Linked DNA regions of Mus musculus: regions 2 and 3 are each linked to region 1. The links are chromatin contacts, found by Hi-C or POLR2A ChIA-PET in ENCODE. All regions are on one chromosome and are shown on one strand. Each heading gives the region's core, a stretch centred on a gene start or an enhancer-like site at or near the end of the contact. The rest is flanking DNA. Distances are from core to core; before and after follow the strand shown. Region 1 overlaps Ntn1 (netrin 1). Region 2 overlaps Ntn1 (netrin 1). Region 3 holds the start of Ntn1 (netrin 1).

Region 1 (3,379 bases), core at 420-2,919:
TCCACTGATGCGCACACTCACTCACAGGCTCCAAGGCTCTGCCTTCGCAAAGAATGACACACAGTTTCGAGAAGGCTGGCCAGGTGAGGAGTTCAGCCCAAGGCCAAGCGCAGAAAGATGCTCGGTGACCCTTGGTGAGAATGAGTCACGGCGCTGAGCTCCAACCGGAGCTGGCCACATCCCATCCCTAAACCCTCAGAAATATGCACTCGCTGAACTTTTCATAGCAAGCCACCCCGCCGATGTCAAGTCTCCTTGCAGTGACCACTAGCTTTCTAACTCAAGTGACCAACCCCACAGCTTTCTCGGGTGGACCTTCACCCCACTGCCTGTGTCGGGAGCACTGGCTTGTGCTAGTGGGAGCACTGGCTTGTGCTAGCAGCAATTTTTACTTGCTACTTCATCTTGACTCACAGATCCATCCAGTCCGAGCCTCCTGAGATGCGCACTAGCCCCACAAGAGCTCAGGGTGCTGCGGGTCAACAGTAATAGAATAAAATATCTTTTTGGTCTTGTCTTGAAATCACTCTTTATGTTCCCTTTGAAATACTAGCCCAGAAAGGGGGCGGGAAAGACTCAAAGAGATGTCAGACCCAGTGTACTCATTGTGAGAACCTCCACAGGATGCCCACATGTCAAAGACAAAGCCACACCCACAGCCAGCGCTTTCCAAACCAGTCATTGCCCAAGCCAGGCCACTGTTTCCTGTCTCCAAGAGGTAAAACCTGGATTAATGGGTATAAGTCCCAGAGTCTCTCCAAGAAGGACAGTCAGAAGGACTTTGAGAGAACTCATACCCAGAAGGCATGGAATGGAAGCTGGGTATTCTTTGAGGGGCTAAGTACACAGGAGACTAATATACTTTGTGAGACATCTGATGTTGGATGACCTACAGGGTTCTCTTAACCTGTAACATATCATAAATCCAGGACATCTGATGATAAAGGGAACATGCCTGCCCCAGCCTACCTCTGCAAGCAGTGCTTTGCCTATAAGGGCTAAGGTTCAATCGCAGGCTTTTCTGGTAGGAGAGCTGTCCTTAGATACATTCTGTGGCCCTATGAATTCCCAGGGCAGCTGCTGATAAAGAACTCTCTAGGGTATTTATTTAGAGTTGCTTTCCTTCCCCCCCCCCCCACTCCCCTCCACACACACCCCCGTGACTCATCCTTCAGGTTCATCTCCCTGAGTCTTTTCCTTCCCGCTGTCACTTCCAACTCTGCTTCTCACCTCCCACCCCCCAAGACCCTGCACTCAGGAGACAGGTGCCTAGGGCACAGGTGGGCAACCCAAGGCCTCAGAGCCACTGCTGGCAAACACGGCCCCCATGTGTGGCTGCCCTGGTTCTGTTGGCCTCCGCTAAGCAGAGCTCCAGGCAGCTGCCAGCCTGCTTTCAATATCCGCTCGCCCCTCACTGGCCTACCAGCCAGCCAGTCCCCTCCCCAAGCCCTTTCTCTTTGAAGAAAAGTGATTTAATTTCATGAGACTTTAGGGTAATCATGTTATGATCTTCAACATTAACCAGAACCAACTCCCTGCTACAGGAGGGTGGGGAAGGAAAAGGGAAGGAAAAAAGTAAGCATTTGGGGTTGCCAGAAAAGACAGGCGAAAGAAACTCACAGCAGCTGCCTTGCTGGTTCCTCTGATGAGGATGGGCCTCTGCCAGAGAGGGGGGCCCCTGTGCCAAGGTTTCTGGGAACAAGGAAGTTGGGTTTGGCAAGACTTCTATTCTACAGGTTAATCTGCTCTGTTCTGAGGGAAATACTGGTTTTCATTCTTCAGCCTACGTTCTATGCCCTCTTCCACACCATTGCGCCCCCCAGTCACCTCCCATCAGCTGCGCATATATACACACAGCCACCAGGGGACCTGCCCATACTCCTTCCTCATAGCTCAGGGGTCTCCGTGCCTCCTCTCCAGGGCCAGGAGTAAGAGTGGCTGTGCAGACCAGGTCAAGGGGCCTCTTTGATTATAGCTCAGTTCCTGCAGCCCCGCCCATCTCTCCAAGCTTTTTAGACAATAAGATGAAACTTGGTAAGAAGACTAGGTTAGGCGAAGGCAAGAATACGGGAGGGGGGTGTTTGGGAAGACTTTAAAAGGAAGAAAGGAAAAGGGGAAAGAAAGAAAGACAAGTAATTCAGGACCCTAAGCCCAGAATAGTGCATCTAAGGGTTAGCTGGAGCCTGGGAGGAATTCTCACGAACAATGCGCCTCCTTGGCAGACAGTTCAAGGGTGTGGTGTACACTTGAAAAAACAGCAAATAACCCAGGCCCCACGGCCACCAGGGCGGGTGCTGGCATGAAGCTAGAAAGCTGGGGTGAGGGACCATGTGGGGACCCCAAGAAAATGATGGCTTCCAGGGGAAAGTGCTCCCCATGAAGTCCTGGCCTCAGATGCATCTTGTCAGCCCTGGGCTACAAGAAGGTCAAAGCCCTTTGCTAGCCCAGACTCCTCCCCACGCTCTCAGGCCTGCCTGTTTCCTTAGACTTCCTCAAGTCTTGCAGCTTCTCCTGCCCCTGCAGGGATCTAGAACATGTGGGTACTGTGGTGCTACAGAAGGCCACTTCTCGTGCCCTCTTCCTTTGGTCAAACCCCAGTGCCCACTCAGCATCCACTTCACGTGGGACTTAGAGGAGTGTCTCAGGCATCCCGGAGAGATTGGGCCCTGAACGTGACTTCAATCCATTTCTAAAGCGCAGGGAAACACCACGTGGCATTGGCAAGTGTGTGGTATTATTTCCCTCTTACTCCCAGGCTCCATTCAAGGCTTCAGCAGAAAAGCTTATGGGTAGTTTCTGCACCGCTCTGGGCAGGCAGGTGGGCACAGTAGCCACCTGAAGCTATACAACTGACCCAAGGCTGGCATGAGTCAGTCTGAGACTTAGAAACTGTAATTCCTTTTAATACACTGGTTTTTTTTTCTCTCTGCAAACACGTCTTGTGGGATTCCTTTAAAGTCATATTTTTAAAAATTTAATTTAGGATAAAGGTCAAACAGTGCCGAATGAAGGGATTACAGAGTTTAATTACCAAGAATGTGAAGAAATATCATTAGATTAGGAAAGTGATCAAAACAGGCTTAGAGCGAGCCTTGGACCGTGTCAGGGGCTTAGCATGGTGGTTACAGGGACTGCCTGAGAAATTCTAAAGAAATTCACCCTGACCGGTGCTCACTCCACCATGGTACATCCAAAATGGATGTGTCCCCAGAGATCTCAAGCAGGCTCCCTCAAATAACTGAGGGAGGTGAGGGGGAGCTGGGCTCGTCATACTATAGCCTTCTATGGCTATTCTCTCAATCTAGAAATTTCTCATGAAGGAGAGATAAGTGAGAGAGAGTCAGGGATATAAAAAAAGGCCTGGTGAGAAGCAACATGG
Region 2 (3,379 bases), core at 351-2,850, 55 kb before region 1:
CACTGCTAATGCAAGGATTATAGATTGTAAGTAGAGACAGTGCAGTATAGACCAGTTGGAGTAAACCCAAGGGCATGGAGGACATGAGGACATGGAGAAGTAAGAGGACAAAGGGGACATAAAACAGAGTCTGGTCCCAGCCAAGGTTCCTGAGACTCAATCATTGAGGACGACACTTTTCAACTTTAATGTAATAAAAACCACTGGCAAGCACAGTGCCCATCCAGGGCTGGGAGGAAGGGTGTGGCAAATGGTAAGTGCTTGGGTCTTCCAGAGAAGAGGTGCATGGTGGGCCACTCTTCAGGGTCCGGAGCAAAGAAAACTATTTTAGCAACAAAGCGAGTCTCTGGCTGCTTGGAGGTTTCCCATCTCCCCTGAGCAGACGATGCTCCTTCTGACTCTTTCTCCGCTCATCAGTCCAGCCACACTCACTTCACTGGCTCAGTCAGCTCACGGCCTCCCACACCACCATACGATGGGGACAGCACTGAGCTAAGATAGCTTGAAAGAGGAGACACAGGGCTTTTATTAGCCTGTTGCTACAATTATTCAGTTTTGCTATTATTACTAATCTCCTATAGTCACAGGAGAGTGTTATACATATATATTCAGTGTCTGCTACCATGGGTGGTTTAATGTAGCTGCTGACATATTGGAAAGCAACACACACACACACACACACACACACACACACACACACACACACACACACACACACGTCTGTGCGTGCGTGTGTACTATAGTTTCCTCTGAGTCTGGAGCAGGCTGAAGGGTGTGTGTGTGTGTGTGTATGCACATGTGCACACAGAGTTGTATTTTCCTCTGAGTCTGGAGCAGGCTAAAGAGCTCTAAGAGAAGACTAAAGAGCAGTAAGTGAATAGGGTTCCACTCCTATCAGCCCGGAAGCCCCTGAAGCTGAATTCTCCCAAAGCACCCCCTTGCCTCTCAGTGTGTCCTCTTGGAAGCCGGGTTTAAAAAGCCCTTTATCCTAAGATTCCAATTTGAAAATAAAACCTAACTACCTCTTCCCCACCAAGGCTTTATTCAGATATCAAGGATGCGGTGGGTGGTAAGAGCAAAAAGACAAAAATGTGGAAAGTGCTTTGGAAACCCAGCGTCCCGAGTGAATGGGTCAGGGAGGCCTGCCTGCCAAAGAGGGCTTTAGATGGTTTCTGATAAAGTCTCTGAGATAAGTGGCCAGTGTTTGTTGAGGGCTTAGGGAGCTTTAGCCAAGTCTGATCACAAAGCAGACCTCTGTCAACAGTCCTTCAGGCCACTAACAGGGCTGAACAAACACTACAGTAACAAGTTCTTCACACCTGTGGGGCTTGGGAAAGGTTTGGCCCCTTTGTCCACAGGCAGACAAAGAAGCTGCCTAGAAAGCCTGGGCCCCCACCCAGCCAAGCCTCTGGGCATCTGAAGAAAGGCCCGGGGTCAAGACAGACAGCTTGAAGTCTGGCCAGCCCCGTCTCCCTCTGAGAGCAGAAACACCTCCCATCCGACAGGGAGACCCTCCAGTGAACAGAGTCCCTGTGAATGGGCAGCAAAGGCTGGTTCTGAGGCTGGGGCCTGACCCACAGGCAGTATGAAGGCCCTGGAGTCGGAGCATTCCTGAGAGTACAGCCAAGGCTTGGAGGTTCGTTCTCCCCCCTGTACACTGCCACTGTCCCCTCCCCTCTGTTGACTGCAGGGCCATCTCCCAAATCTACTTGACCTTGCCGTCATTTTTTCCACTGACTCCTTTCCTCTGTAAACATGTTAGCCTTTTCTTTCCTCTGCCCTTTTTTGGCTGCTCCACCTCCCCCTAAGGCTTTCAAATGATCCCCTCCTAACTGTACAGGCCTTCCCTGTGCAGGACAACTCAGGGTTTGCGCTGCAGAAACACCCCTCCCAGACCCTCACTGTGGAGGAAATGAGGAGATCTGGGGAAGCCCCGAGCAGTCATCAATTCTCCCTCCTTACCCTTCTCAGATCCACCCTCTCCGGAGCCTGGCCCCAGGCTGAAAGAGGGTGGGGCCTCGCTCTGCCCTGTCACCTCCCCCAGAGAGGTCATCCCTGGCCTACTATGTTCCATTCCCAACCTAGACCTTCCCCACATCCACGCATTCCTTCACTCCAAATCTCTGGACATTCCTCTCAACTTGTTACCGCCCTGTTCTGGAACCTTCCACAGTTGCCCATTTCTGAAAAGATGCAAAGCCTATTACTCTCAAAGGGAAAAACAAAACTAAACAAAACAAAACTGGTTTCAAAATATAGGTCCTAGGGACTGGAGAGGCAGCTCCGCAGTTAAAATCACCCCACAGGCTGCTCTTCCAGAAAACCCAGGTTCAATTCCCAACACCCACATAGCATCTTGCAATAGTCTATTATGTGTTCCAAGGAACTCAACACCCTCTTCTGGCCTCTGTGGGCAATAGGCACACACATGGCGCAGACATACAGATGACAAATCACCCATATACATTAGGGGAAAAAAAACGGTCCAGAGGCTAACTTCCAGCAGAAAGACCTTACCCCATCCCCACTCGTGACAGAGCTAAACAGGAAAGAGGATGTTGTTCACCCAGGGCAACACAGAGCTTGAGACAGGAGTGGCCCTCCAAGTTACCCTCTTATGGAAGAGATGGGAAGAATGTGGCAGAGACTTTGCCAGGAACCTGGCAATAGTTAGTAATAGCTAACCTTTCACCTAACTAGTTCAGGGCACTTTCCAGATCTCCTGCCTGGCAAAGATCTCAGTGTTCCGAGAGCTTGGAGCGTGATAACCCCACCCCCTGCCTGTTGGAATGTCTTCCTAAGGACAGCTAATATTCAAGCAAAGGAGGTCTGAGAAAAGCGTGCCCCTTCTGCTGGAAGGGAAGGCACTGCTGTGAAATCCTCTGCCTTGTGACTCACATGGCCTGCCAGATGCCTGCTTGCAGCATGGGGGCTCCCTTCCAATCGCTTTCCCCAGAGGTAGTGCACAGGCTCCATGCACTAGACGTATGAGAGTTGACTTGCCAGGGGAATGGGCCAACCCTGGCTCCTGGCTCCCTGGAGTCATTTCCCATCTGTAATGGGTCCCATCACCAAGGCTAGCACATGCGGGACTCCAGTAGTGGTGGGGGAGACTGGCAGTGAGGGCTTAATGACTTGAAGCTACTCTGGTCTACACAGGTGGGAGCAATGTGCAATTGGAGGGACACAGCTCTCCTTCCACTGCAGCCCCCAGGCTGCATCTCTGTCTACTGGACCAGCCAGCTAAGACAACTCTGGTTAACTCTGACCTGGGTCTTAAGCTCCAGAGACAAGTCAGCCTCCGGTGCTACAGGACCTCTGTACTGCACGGAGCACTAGGCCTCACTGACACAGGGCCCTAATCATGAAGAACACAGGC
Region 3 (3,379 bases), core at 476-2,975, 45 kb after region 1:
ACCCACGCACTCGTTGGCCTCGCGGGCCGTGGCGCGCTGCCAGGGCCGGTCGTAGTGGAAGGGCTTGCAACGGTCGCATTCAGGGCCGGCCGTGTTGTGCCTACAGTCACACACCAGACTGTCGTCTCGGTCGCGCACGCAACGCGCCGCGTGGCCGTTGCACTTGCAGCGGCCGCCAACCTGCAGGTCAGACACTGCATAGTAATAGGAGTCGCGCGCCAGCTCCGAGTCGTCTTCGTTCTCGTCGCCGAACGTGTGCAGGCGGCTGAAAGCCACGCGGATGTCGGTGGCCGTGACCCAGTCCTGCAGCACCGGCGAGTTGTCGAAGTCGTGCGCCGAGGGCCGCCCGTCCAGCGTGCTGAAAGCGATCAGCCCGCCAGAGAGCGGGCGCATGTCGGTGTGCGAGTCGGTGCACACGGCCTCCTGCTCGTTCTGTTTGGTGATAGGCGCGCGGTGCGGCCGGTTGTACATTTTGCGGCACTGCGTGGAATAGAACTGGAAGGGCACCCACGTGCGCCCGTAGTCCATGGACTTGTAGATGGCCATGGACTCTGGCCGCGGCGAGCAGAATTGCAGGCTCACATAGGTCACCTCAAACTTCTTGCCGAGCGACAGAGTGAGCGTCACGTTGTGCGGGAACTGCAGGTAGTTCTCGGACTGCCAGCACGTCAGGTTGTGCGGGTTATTGAGGTCGGTGAGGAAGGCGGGCGGGTGCGCTTTCTTGGGATCCGAAGAGTTGCAGAGGTGACAGGAGCGCAGCCGCTCTTCACCACGCTCGCTCACCACGCAGTAGCGCGCCGGGGGCCGGCCGCAGGTGCTGGACACGCGCACGTCCTTGCCGAAGGCCGCGTTGACAAAGTCCGGGATGCAGCGGCGCGGGTGTCCATTCTCATCCGAGCAAGGATCAGGCTGCGCCGCCTGGCCGGCGAACATGCTAAGCCCGGGCCCGCCGCGCACCGCGCCCACCAGGCACGCCACCGCCGCCAGCGCCGCCAGCGCCTCCCACACAGCGCGCATCATGCTGTGGCCAGCTTGCCCCGGCCCCGCCGCGCCAAGGAGTCGGTTCGCCCGCCGCACCAGGCGCCTGCGGAGAGAGGGGAGCCGCGCTCAGCCAGCCAGCAGCCAGCCCGCCCCGCGCCCAACAGCCCTCGGTGGAGTGGCGGGCAAGTGCCCCGCTCCCCGGGGTACCAACCCCGAGACTGCCCACTTCCCTCCCCCAAAGTCCGGGGGACCCCGAGCGCAGGGGCTTCCAAACCTGAACCGCCCGCGCCCCTTCCTCCCGGCTTCCCCAGCCTCCCGGCCAACCGAAGAGCAAGCCCGCGCCCATCTGCCCATCCGCAGCTATGCCCATTCTCCTTGCTCCCTTAAGCCTCAGGCGCAGCAGGGCTCCAGATCCCCCAACCACGCACGGGCTCAGCGTCCTTTTCTCTTGCCACCTGGGGTCCTTCCTTTATAAATGCCCCCTCCCCAATCGCGTCCCCGCTGGGGATTCCGCGTAGGAGACTTTACCTCTAAGTGATGGCAAAAGAGAAAGAAAAGTTTGCCTGGCCCAAGCCGGGGAGCCCGCGCGCCGGACTGCAGAGAGCCTCTCGCTGGCGGCTAGCAAGAGCGTCCTGTCTCAACGCGGGCTTGCCAGCTCCATGCCCGGCGCGGCCGCCGCTGCCCCAGCCCCGGCCCCGGCCGCCACCGCCGCCGCCTCTTCCTCCCGAGTGACGACGCGGCCGCCGACTCCCGCCGCGGTCCGAGTGCTGCCCTGCCCGCCCGGGGCGCACACACACACACACACTCACGCTCGCTGGCGCGCACTCACACACGCACGCACGCCCCCGAAGGCTCTGCCGCCGCCCGCCGCTGCCGCTGCCGCTGCCGCCGCCGCCACCACTCGCGCTAGGAGTGGGGGGCGGAGGGGAGCGCGGAGGCGGGGCCGCCGGGCGGGGCGCCGGCCAGTAACGTCGGCAAGCAGCCGCCCGCTCACGAGCAAAGTTTTAACCCCGGGAAGAAGAAAGTTAAAGCCAACGGGCCCGGGATGCTCCAGAGGGCGAGAGCGAGCGGGTGGGAACCTGGGAGCCGGAGAAAGAACAGCAGAGACAAAGAGAAAGCAAGAGGAGCGCCCGGGGAAACCCCGGAGAGGGGGCAGGGCCGGCGCGCACCCTGTGGGGGTGGGGTGGGGGCGAGAACGGCTTTCTCCCTCCCGGTCCCAGCCAAACACATCTGTGTTTGTTTTCTTTTCTTCGCAGAGGTCCAGCCTTCCTCCAACCCAGACTGGTGGCCCCGGTGGCACTACGCTCAGGGCCTTGCCCCTATGGGCACTCGGCCCCAGAGGCGTGAGGAAGGGGAACTGGAAAGGGATGTGAACTTTCTGCCCCTAGGCTCTAGGGGATGGGGTGGGGGGCAACAAGAGGCAGCGCCTAAACCTCACAGAGTTGTCACTGCCAATTTTCTTTTAGGCCTGGAAGCTGTGGTGATTCGAGGCTAAAGGCCAAGAAGCTCGGACGCACCTGGATAGTGGCCTACTCAGGTCTATCCTGAACTTCAGAGATGGGGCCAGTTCAGTTCTCCCAGGGTCCCCTGAAGCTGACTTGGCAGCTCCTAGATCCTTTTTTTTTTTTAATATCCCTAGGGAGATTCCCACAATAGCTTTGCATAGTACCAATTGACTCTACTCTTCAACTAAGGGTGTGGAGGCTTCAGAGGCTAGGGATAACTTTCCCAAATTTCTGGCTACTTATATGTGTGTGTGTGTGTGTGTGTGTGTGTGTGTGTGTGTGTGTGTGTATGTATGTGTGTGTATATATATATAATTTGGATACAGTAATCTGGGCTCCTGGCCTGAGGCAGTGGTGTTCTCCTGTGGGTGGTGTGCTTTTGCCACTTCAGCTACTCTGGAGGCCGAAGGCTTGAGAGCTATCTTAAGCCCAGGAGTTCAAGGCCAGCATGGGGAACATACCCCATCTCAAAGAAACATGAGCTCTCTCACCACGTTTGTCTAATGGATAACCTCGCGCAATTACAGTCTCCTGGGGTGTCCTCGGGCCACCCAGCCTCTGGCCTGGTTCTCTGTTGCCTTAACAAAAGGACTGTGAACAAGAATGGTAACCTTTGGCTGTCTTGCAGCTACAGCCAGAGTTCAGAGGTGAGAATCTATCCAGCTGCGAGCTTGAAACTAGTTACTGTTAAGTTTCTTTCTCATTTAGAATGTGATTCAATAACAGACTCAGACAGAAAAACTCCACTCCTGATTCTGGCCCAAGGGCTTCCTTGCTTCAGCCCGCCTCATTCTGTTCCTTCCACTTTCATAGACTCTGAGAACCTAAGAAAGGGCCTCGGGGATGGGCTGGCCCAGCTTGTTCTCCTTGGACGAAGGCCCTTCTTCCTGGTC

What was found. A loop is a pair of places that touch in the nucleus more often than their neighbours do. ChIA-PET counts read pairs that join two places held with the same protein, here RNA polymerase II (POLR2A).
Region 2: a map of heart shows a loop between it and region 1 (1.9-fold over the local background). The contact joins two enhancer-like sites. A Hi-C loop is called at or near these places in 1 of 37 maps with a recorded cell type or tissue (heart). POLR2A ChIA-PET finds 5 or more read pairs at or near these places in 1 of 5 experiments (Patski).
Region 3: a loop to region 1 is called in a map of heart, with 4 times the contacts of the local background. The contact joins the promoter of Ntn1 here to the enhancer-like site in region 1. A Hi-C loop is called at or near these places in 3 of 37 maps with a recorded cell type or tissue (all heart). POLR2A ChIA-PET finds 5 or more read pairs at or near these places in 3 of 5 experiments (Patski and embryonic stem cell).

The regions. Positions count from the first base shown.
Region 1 is chr11:68,339,917-68,343,295 of GRCm38, forward strand. The region is part of intron 2 of Ntn1 (netrin 1); the gene reads right to left. Among named protein-coding and RNA genes, the nearest start is that of Ntn1, 45 kb to the right of the region's middle. Within about 2 kb of position 1,670, at least 2 of the 3 ENCODE cell types and tissues checked have a DNase peak (open chromatin) inside an H3K27ac peak, as active enhancers do; they include heart, where a contact is called at or near this core.
Region 2 is chr11:68,284,676-68,288,054 of GRCm38, forward strand. All of the region lies in intron 2 of Ntn1 (netrin 1), which reads right to left. Among named protein-coding and RNA genes, the nearest start is that of Mir6406, 65 kb to the left of the region's middle. Within about 2 kb of position 1,601, at least 2 of the 3 ENCODE cell types and tissues checked have a DNase peak (open chromatin) inside an H3K27ac peak, as active enhancers do; they include heart, where a contact is called at or near this core.
Region 3 is chr11:68,385,101-68,388,479 of GRCm38, forward strand. Ntn1 (netrin 1) reads right to left here and starts at 1,726. Exons shown (of 7, transcript NM_008744.2): 1 at 1,510-1,726; 2 at 3-1,084. The coding sequence starts at 1,020.